Regions from separate parts of the Mus musculus genome. Here region 1 is linked to region 2. Evidence: chromatin loops called from intact Hi-C (ENCODE). Cell type or tissue: heart. All regions are shown on one strand.

Region 1 (5,000 bases), 81 kb after region 2:
GAAACTGAGGCCCAGTGAATGAGAGTGGGAAGCCAAGGCCCCGGTAGTTCCTCGGGGCTCTCCACCCTTCACTTCCTCTATGCAAACCTGTGTCTCACCTCCGGCCTCCTCACGACCTGTGCACTGCATCCCTGGAAGAATTTTCACTCCAGCCTGACTTTCCAAACCTTGGAAACATGCCTAGGTTTTTTTTAAATTGAGGAATTCATGAAGAGTTTGCAAGTTGATAAAATTAAGTGTACCATTTAGAATTTGGCAGACTTATTTTAAGGGCTGAGCACCCCGCAGGAGTCTCTGAAGTAGGTGGAATTCTGGTGAGATCAAGGCTGGATGGCTCTCAGTGGCTGACTGCAGGCAGGAGGGGCTCTCCGTTCTGGGCAGATCTCAGTGCTCTGCTGGCCAACACCCTTCTAGGGAGCAAGTGGGCCAAACAGAGGTGGCACCGTTCGAAGTGCCCTGTGTGCCGAGGGATTGCACAATCCCCAAGGCGACTTAAAGAGAGGAGAGGAACTGTGCCCAGCTAACAAACTTTGGGGTGCTTCAGGGAGGATGTCCCAAAGACCCAATTACACTAGCAAGTCTCCAGTCTAGTTAGGGAGCTTAATTAGTGTAAAAGAAGTTGGAGAAAGTGACTTGGGGATCAGGAACCATGCTTGCAGGTCAGTCCCCAGCCAGAATTGGCCCAGGAATGCTCACAAGTAAATCCATGAGTGGATAGGAGCTTAATGAATGACTTCGTAATTAATGACTACATAAGCAGTTTGAATAAGTTCACAAATTAAACTGAAGGACAATGAGCAAAAAAAAAAAAAAAAAAAAAAAAATGAACACTGCGACCCACCCAGGTGGGCGTGAGGGGTCTTGGGTCATCTCTCATCAAGAGTTTACAAAATTATAAAATCTGGGGGGCGGGTAACAAGGGAGCTACTGGATAGAGAGACAAGCAAAACTGTCTTGTTTTGGCTATCTGAACGAGCCAGTGTTTGAAGACTGTCTCGACCGAGACCTACTGTATGGACAAGAGATTGCTGTAGAGAGGTCCAGCGGCAGCCCAGTGTCATTTAGTGAGGCAGAGGATGGCCATGATTCACCGTGTCACTTGTCCTTGGTCAGTGCAGAACAGGTGGCCAGTGACCACTATCCTCTGCCTCCACCTGGTCCCTTTTCCCTGTACTCATGGCATCAGTGTGACACCTCTTCACTGAAGTTCCTAGCTTCCAGGATCCATGCCTCTGGTGGCTTAGGGGGTCTCTTTAAACAGCGTTCTAAGGTGTGTGGGGTGCGGCTTAAAGCACACCCTTCTCTCCTAGACACAGGGCTTGATTCCCTGCCTCAGACAAACCCCACGGCACCGCTTCATTTTAGAACTGGGCTTTGATTTTTGCTGTTGTTGTTGTTGTATTTTAAAAAAAGAGTTGTTTCCTTTTTATTTTATGTGCGTTGGTGTTTTGCTTGCACACACATGTCTGTGTTCTTAATCTCTTCACCCCATTTTTTAAAAACCTTTTACTGCTATATTTTGTTCCATCGATATTCAATTATTTGGAGCACACAGCTTTCTCTATTGTGTGTGTGTGTGTTCATGTTCCCAAGTTATAAATACATTTTAAAAGTATTTTTTTCCTGATAAATTTTCTATTGTGGCTCTCTTGAGACAGGCTCTCACTCTGTAGCTAGTGCAGGCTAGCCTGGAACTCATGGTGATCTTTGTTCCACAGACTTTTCAACTTGTTTTCCACTTTGGCTCTTTTTCAGACCGTATCTTCTCTGCACTGGGTAAAGTCTGCACACTTATGGAAGAATTTATTATAGACTGTCTTATCACAGACCTTAAAAGTTGCCTTTGTCATAACTAATTTCACAGGTCCGTGTGTGTCTATTTTTGGACACACTGGCCCATTCTAAAGGAATGCCTCTTCTTGTCCTCACACTGCAATAACTGCCGTGGTGGTCACCTCACAGGAAACGAACAGCTTTAAAAGCTGCTGTAAGCCAGCCCTTGGCCCTGTCAGCCCCTTTCAACAATTCTTTGGCTATTATTGCACATTTCTTTCCTACACGAATTTTGCAATCAGTTTGTCATATTTCATGAAAGGTCTTCTGGTGATTGACCGGCTGGTTTGGGATGGGATTGATATCTTTACAAAAATCAAGTTTACTCATGCATGGACATTGTCCCTTCATTAATACATGTCTTTGGCTTTGTTCTGATCACATGACTCTTCTTATATGTCAACAGCGTGATTTACAGCAGTATCTGTGTGTGTGAATGAATTCTGTGTTTCCTCCTGCTGTTTTGTTTAGTCCTATTTTGGGGAGGTGAGTTGACCAGCTCCCAGGCTCCCCCTGGTGGCCACCGAGCCAATGCTGATTTCTTTGAAAATGGAGTTGGAATCCCAGTAAAATCCTGGACTGGGGCACTCAGGCCCTGACAGATTAATTACTATGGCAGAAAGAATTTTGAATCTAGGAACAAAATAGACATAAAAGCTGGGTATCCTTGGGTGACTGTCCATATGGCCTCTGGGGCTCTACTAGTCTCTCAATATTAGGAAACCTCGAAGAAAGATGTATTTTCGATCCTCATCCAAAGAATCCAGCCTTCCAGGAAGAGCTAAAAGGATGTAAAATAGTGTCTTCTAGAAATGTCATGGCTGCTGTACTCATGAGCTTGCTGTGGTCGTTACCTGCTCAAGACCTGTGCAAGATCAAGCCAACTAGATCAGTCAGCATTCCAGTGGAGAGAGGGGGGAGGGGTGGGAGGAGAGAGAGAGAGAGAGAGAGAGAGAGAGAGAGAGAGAGAGAGCGAGCTTCCGAATGATGGGTGTGAAGGCGATGTGATCAAGACACATTGTATGCATAAATATAAAATAAAAATATCTCGGTTTCTCAAACCCCTCACCGACAGATCCTGTTCTCTAAGCTTTATGATGATTTCGCACCATTTTCTCTTTTCCCATTCCTTTGCAGGGCTGATGCTTGAGCCAGGCAAGTGCCCTACCTCTGAGCTAAACAGCCAGCTGCTCCAGATGTCATTTTCAATAAAGCAAACCCTCAAATGTCATTTCACTTTATGAAGCAGGATGGCTTTTCCTATTAATAAACTCACCAATTAGAAAACTACGTCCCAACTTCTGGTTCAGAGAACAGGCTCTTGTGACTGCTGCCCCCACACTGGAAACCTTTCTGAAGCGCTGCTGTAGAAGGCAGAATTTGTCCATAGTTAAACAAAGAGATTCCCAAAGAGTCTGAAAAACAAGAGACAGTGCTACCAGCTGGCCAGAGACACTGAGGAATACCTGGGAAATGGTAACCAGATGAGTTGGGAGAAACCACAGCCAAAGAAGGAGGGAGCTGCGACGTGGCAAGGACAGGGAGGGCCTCAGGAGGCCATTGTCATCTGAGACCAAAGGGTCTCTGGAGGAAGGGAGAGCTCAGGTGATGGCCCCGCGCCCAGGACAGGGAGACAATTTGTGTGTGAGAATCACAGTCCCAAAGAGGCACAAAGTCAGAGGTAGGGAACACTAGATGAGAAAACACCCGACCAATAAGAAGCAGAACGCACTCAAGAGCGTCAGCACCGGAGGAGGAAAACTGGACCCAACAAAGAATTAGCACGGAAGAAGACAAAACAAGCAGAAGACTTGAAGCCGAGTGATTGACACAGGGACAAGAATAGATACTTTTTTTCCATCCACAGAATAGTAATCAATCAACATGAAAGAAAAGCCAGCTAAAGAATGTGAGTTGGGCCATGGTGGCACACTCCTTTAGTCTCAGCGCCCGGGAGGCAGAGGCAGGTGGATCTCTTGAGAATTCGAGGCCAGCCTGGTCTACACAGTGAGTTCCAGGGCTTATGTTAAAAGCAGGTTACCAAGTCAGAAGGCTAATTAACGAATATTCCGTAACAGCCAGGTCTGTAATCTCTTCACGTGAGCAGGAGGATTGCCAGGTATTCTAGGCCAACCCTAGCAATATAAAATAAAGAGAAAGGGTCGGTGAGAGGGAGAGAGGGAGGGTTGAGGAGGGAGGGAGGCAGGAAGACAGGAAGGGGGCGATTGCCCCTCAGCTAAGGTGATGGCTGCAGGTGGATTTCCATTGCTGGGACACCCGTGGGAGACAGAGAAACCTGACTCCCGCAGTTGTCCTTTGACCTCACACACGTGCTGCCAGGGTCATGCTTGGCTAAACTTACAGATGTGCCATTTGACTGGCTATTCATTAGTTTGGACTGTGCCCATCTTCTGACCGTTATAAACAATACTGCTATGAACATTGTGGGGAAGCAGAGCTTCTTTTCCTTCTAGGAGCAGAGTGGCAGTCATATGGAAATTCTCTCTTTAACGTGTTGAGGAACTACTGGGCTCTTTTCCAAGGTAGCTGCCTCATTTTGTACCCCTGCAGCTGTGCATGAAGCTTCTGGCTCCTTGGAATTCTTACTAATATCTGACTCACTCTTTCTTTCTCTCTTTCCTCCCTTCCTTCCTCCCTCCCTTCCTTCCTTCCTTCCTTCCTTTCTTTCTTTCTTTCTTTCTTTCTTTCTTTCTTTCTTTCTTTCTTTCTTTCTTTCTTCCTTCCTTCCTTCTTTCCTCCCTTTCTTTCTTTCTTTCTTTCTTTCTTTCTTTCTTTCTTTCTTCCTTCCTTCTTTCCTCCCTTCCTCCCTTTCTTTCTTTCTTTCTTTCTTTCTTTCTTTCTTTCTTTCTTCCTTCCTTCCTTCTTTCCTCCCTTTCTTTCTTTCTTTCTTTCTTTCTTTCTTTCTTTCTTTCTTTCTTTCTTCCTTCCTTCTTTCCTCCCTTCCTCCCTTTCTTTCTTTCTTTCTTTCTTTCTTTCTTTCTTTCTTTCTTCCTTCCTTCCTTCCTTCCTTCCTTCTTTCCTCCTTTTCTTTCTTTCTTTCTTTCTTCCTTCCTTCTTTCCTCCCTTTCTTTCTTTCTTTCTTTCTTTCTTTTTTCTTTCTCTCTCTCTCTCCCCCTCCCTCCCTCCCTCCCTCCTTCCTTCCTTCC
Region 2 (5,000 bases):
AAGTTTGACCAGTCATTGGTTGGCCACTTACACAAGTTATATGCCACCTTTACCCTAGCACACCTCGCAGACAGGACAAATTGCAGGTAGAAGGTTTTGTGGCTGGGTTGGAGTCCCAATGCCTTCACTGGAAGTCTTGCCTGGATACAAGAGATGGCCCATGTAGGTTCCATATCCCTTATTACTAGGAGTCTTGGCTAAGGTCACTCTTGTAGATGCCTTCGATGCCAGGCTAGCTCAGGCAGTAAAGCATGAGACTCTCAGTCATGATATGTTTAACCTTCCTTTCAAAATTACAGAAAAAACCTTTCACCGGATATTAAAAACCTTGTTAAGCTGGGCCTGGGAGACGGCTCAGTTCATAAGAACTTGCTGTACCCGAGTTTCAATTCAAGAACCCAGGCAAAAGCTGGTTATAGTGTGCAGTGTGTGCCTCTAATCCTCGCACTGAGAAGGTGGAAGCAGGATCACTTTGGATTGCTTGTCAGCTAGTGTGGCCGAATTGGTGAGCACCATATTTAGTCAGAGAGTCTATCTCAAAAATAATAAGGTGAAGAATGGTAGAGGAAAACACTGGGTGTGGACTGTTTTTTGGTTTTGGTTTTGGTTTTTTTTTTTTTTTTTTTGTACACATACATACATTGCACATACCTGTGGAAAACAAACCACATGTGTACACGATAAATAAATAAATAAATAAATAAATATCATTTAATTTTGCTGACTGGCCTCTTCTGTCTAGACACACCGCTAATTGGAAGGAAGAAAGCACACTGGATGGTGCTTGAAAGTTTAATCCTTAAGATAACGCCTAGTTCTAAACACCGAGAATAATGGACACAGCTGCACCTGTGCTTCCCGGGTAACTGTGGTGCCTGTCTCTCACTGGAATCCACAGGCGTCCCTGAAAGACTTGGCTGGGCCTTGGTGGCCGAGACACTGTGAGTCCATGAATCAGCAGAATTTCTACCAAGAGGCTCCTCACCTTAGGAATCAGGGAACCCGGTTTCCAGTTTCTGTTCCACCACTGAAAAGCCATTTCGGATTAGAGGGTCGGGGGTGGGGGCTGGGGGGTGGGGATCGCGACTGTGTGACCTGTCTCTTGGCGGCTGCTTTCGATTTCGATTATTTCTGGGCAGGTGGACTGGAACCATTCTACCTCTGCGCTCTGTGAGTTGGCAATGTTATGTTATTTTTGCCCTGCTCTGCTCTTCTCGCGAGAACAGTGATTTGGTTGACTGGTGTGGAGCTGGAGAACAGCATGTGGTGAGTGCCTGCCGCATCCTGGAGACTGAGGCGAGGAGCACTGGGAGTGGGAGAGCAGCATGAGCCATGCCCCCAGTACCTGTTTCTAAACAAGTAACTATAAACAAACGAATAAATAAATAAATAAAATAATATACATAAATAAGTAAATATAAATAAATAGAATAATATATAATATACATAAATAAGTAAATATTTATAAATAAGAGAGGAACCATTTTTTTTGAGACATTTGCTATTTAGCTCAGGCAGTCTCTGAACTCACTATGTAGCCCAGGCTACTCAAATTCACGGTCGTTCTACCTCAGTCTCCCAGTCCCAAGATGACAGGCCTGAGAGTCGTGTCTTTTTCATATTGTCCATCCCCTTTGTGACTGCTCTTCCTTTTATTGCCCAGACAGAGCATAATTCCTTTTCACCAACAGGATTGACAGCCTGGAGCAAGAATTCATTTCCCTCGGTGTTCTTTAAAGGGGGGAGGGGTACCCATAAGCTTCTATTTGGATAGAGCATCCAGCAGGGCCACTTGTCAATGTGGCTTTCTTATGACCTCTGTGTTCACTCCAGGGACCAGGGTTTTTAGCTGTGTGCCCCTCTAAGGCAAGAGCTGAAACAATTAGCTTCTTTCGTGTTCCAGCCTACAGCAGCCAGAACTCATGGCTCTGAATAAAAAGACTCGGTCCTTAATTTCTCCTCAAGCCACTAGGGGTCGCCTTCATCTCAGAGAAAGATTGTCCTCAGCCTGCAAGCTCTCAGTCTCTGCTGGGGAGCCTTTGGCTTCTTGGCACTGTGATTTCTGGAGAAGTGGCTTCAAGTGGGAGAGAAACTGGCTGTCGGCATGGAGGAGAATGTGTTTATGTGCATGTCCTTTTTGATAATTTGAGAACTCCCCAAGGTGCCATAGCTGTTCCCTTTGCAATGATGTCATCTCTCACAAGCTGTTCTTCCAGATGGGGTCAGCACTCCAGATAAGGGGTACCTGGATGAACTTTCTAGCCTGGAATTTTAGGAGTGAGGTGGATCCCTAGGTGGGGGTACAATGAACTTTAATTGCTGAGGCCTGTTAGGCTTAGTCAGTCCATAAGCTCCCACCAAGTGTGGCTCAGGAAGACAAAAGGACAAGGCCCTGGGAACAGATGGCTGATGGATCCAATAGGCATAAGAGCAGAACGACCGTGGAGACAGAAACAGAGTGGAGAGTTGAGTCCCCAGGAAGAGGAGGACTCGTGGACTCCATAAAGATCCGAGAAGAATGGAGTCCTTTGGTGCCATGAGGGTCTGACTTCCTCCTGCCTGAGGAAAAGCACTCTGGCGTTGAGGAGATGGGTAGAGTTTTCCCTACCCAGGAATAAATGGATACCCAGTGATTGGGGATTTCTGACAGTTTCCTGGAGACTGGAGCATCTGCGGAAATCTGATTGAGTGAATGGACTCTAAGAAAAGTGGGGTGTCAAGGGAAGAAGGCAGGCATGAGTGAGATGGGAGCAGTCCTGTGCACAAGGGGCTTGGGGGAAGCAGAGGAAGGCCCTTACAGTATGGGGACGCCCATGAACCTCGCTGGCCTAGAGGCCCGGGGTGCTGAGCCCCTGGGGCGCTCACCGGGTGGTTTGGGGACTGGGAGGTCCCTGGGCGCCAGGCAGGGGTGGGGGTGGCAGCAGCAGCCGGAGGGTGGGGCCGGGCGGGGAGGGGAGGGGGAGGGGCGGGGTCGGGCGGCCTGCCGGGGAAGTCACACTCGGCCGCCGCCGCGGGCGCAGCGAGCGGAGACGCGCCGGGCCGAGGCGACCTGACCTGGACGAGCGAGCGGCGCGCGCGGGGGCCCAGGCGGGGGGCGGGAGGCAGCGGCGGGCAGCGCAGGCCGCCGGGCCCGGGAGAAGCGGAGCGGAGAGGAGCGGGGGACACGGGCGGGGCCGCCGCAGCTCCGGATGGGACCAGCGCCCGGGCCCGTTAGTCCAGGCAGGAGCTTCGGGAGAAGCCGTCACTGGGAGAGTCACCCCTGCCTTTCCCTCCCCTCTGGCCCAGGCCTCGCTTCGCTCCCTGCCTGCCCATGTCCCAGTCCTTCCGCGGCGGGCGCCCTCCCACCTCAGCCCGGGGCTCTGGCTTCTCGCAGCTCTTTGCTCTCCCGGCCCGATCAGCTGTGAGGTGTCCCCGGGCCGTTTCTTTGTGCCAGCCTCCCCCAAGTCCCTACCCCATCCCAGGCTCAGATTCCTCCCTTCTCGGCTTGGAATTGTCAGGCTACTTCACCTCTCACTGTCCTCATCCCGGTCGCAGGCCCCCTTGGTCTCTTCTTCCTTCTGCCACCCTATCCTTAGTCCCTGGACCTGGCTGTGGGCTGGTAGCCCACTCCTTCCCGACCCAGGTTTCCCCCCATCCTCTTCTTGCGTGGTCCCCAGCACTTTCTGTATCCGGGCCGACTAAGCTTGCCCCCACTTCTCTTCCTGGCCCTCTTCCCCAGGCTCCAGGCTGGGTGGCGCTTGTGCCTGCCCAGTAGGCCAGAGCGGCCCCTGGTTCGGGGGACCGTGGGTCAGCTGCTCTATCCCCATGGCACTGCCATCCCTGCTGCTGGTGGTGGCAGCCCTGGCAGGTGGGGTGCGTCCTCCGGGGGCACGGAACCTGACGCTGGCGGTGGTGCTGCCAGAACACAACCTGAGCTATGCCTGGGCCTGGCCACGGGTGGGTCCTGCTGTGGCACTGGCTGTGGAGGCACTGGGCCGGGCACTGCCCGTGGACCTGCGGTTTGTCAGCTCCGAACTAGACGGCGCCTGCTCTGAGTACCTGGCACCACTGCGCGCTGTGGACCTCAAGCTGTACCATGACCCCGACCTTCTGTTGGGCCCCGGTTGTGTGTACCCCGCTGCCTCTGTGGCTCGCTTTGCCTCACACTGGCGCCTTCCCCTCCTGACTGCGGGGGCAGTGGCCTCTGGCTTTGCAGCTAAGAATGAGCATTATCGTACCCTGGTTCGCACTGGCCCCTCTGCGCCCAAGCTGGGTGAGTTTGTAGTGACATTGCACGGGCACTTCAATTGGACAGCTCGGGCTGCTTTGCTGTATCTGGATGCTCGCACAGATGACCGGCCCCACTACTTCACCATCGAGGGCGTCTTTGAGGCCCTGCAGGGCAGCAACCTCAGTGTGCAGCACCAGGTGTATGCCCGAGAGCCAGGTGGCCCTGAGCAAGCCACCCACTTCATCAGAGCCAACGGGCGCAGTAAGTGTGGCCCGGGCTGTTTTAGAAACAGGGGAGGTGGGCCGCTATGTCCCTGGAGCAGTGCAACACAGAGAAATAGGCAGAGATAGGAAGGGGAGAGTTCTATGTGATGGTTGGGATGGAGGAACTTTTGAGGACAGAGCTCCTGAGAGAACCTGGCATCAGTCAGAGGTCAGCAAGGCTGAGCCTGGGGCTGGGGTTTGAGTAGTGGATGTGGGTGATGTCTGATCTGAAATGTGCACCTGTCTGTGAGCAGAGACCCCTTAGATTGGAACACAAAGCCTCTTGGTAGCATAGAGATGACTCTATGGGTTCAGGTTTGATTGGGAAAGCAGGTAAGGCTCACACAAAAATTGTGAGCACAAGTGCTTGTGAGCCTAGGGAGAGGTAGGCAGGAGGGGACGTGGGGGCTGTGAAGTCTAGCAAACACAGCTTTGGGGGAAGGAGGGGCTTGGGTCATCACGCCAGTCTCTGGGGTCTGGAGTTGGGCTCTGACTTGGACCAGATGGTCCATGTGGCCCCAGGGCAC

Evidence for each region. Peaks named below come from ENCODE experiments on the same cell type or tissue, not always from the same donor. Only the 100,000 strongest peaks of a DNase experiment are listed, where the experiment ranks them.
Region 1: a loop joins it to region 2, with 6 times the contacts of the local background. A loop is called at or near these places in 25 of 42 quality-filtered maps.

What each region holds. Positions count from the first base shown.
Region 1 is chr4:43,709,684-43,714,683 of GRCm38, forward strand. No RefSeq gene overlaps it. Among named protein-coding and RNA genes, the nearest start is that of Olfr71, 5.6 kb to the left of the region's middle. In heart, a CTCF peak has its summit at 2,357 (motif pointing left); a DNase peak (open chromatin) is centred at 2,341; H3K27me3 peaks cover 290 bases.
Region 2 is chr4:43,628,381-43,633,380 of GRCm38, forward strand. It overlaps Npr2 (natriuretic peptide receptor 2), which reads left to right and starts at 3,555. Exons shown (of 22, transcript NM_173788.4): 1 at 3,555-4,471. The coding sequence starts at 3,805. In heart, a CTCF peak has its summit at 1,978 (motif pointing right); DNase peaks (open chromatin) are centred at 2,041, 3,161, 3,821 and 4,151; H3K4me3 peaks cover 3,109 bases; H3K27ac peaks cover 2,001 bases; H3K27me3 peaks cover 993 bases.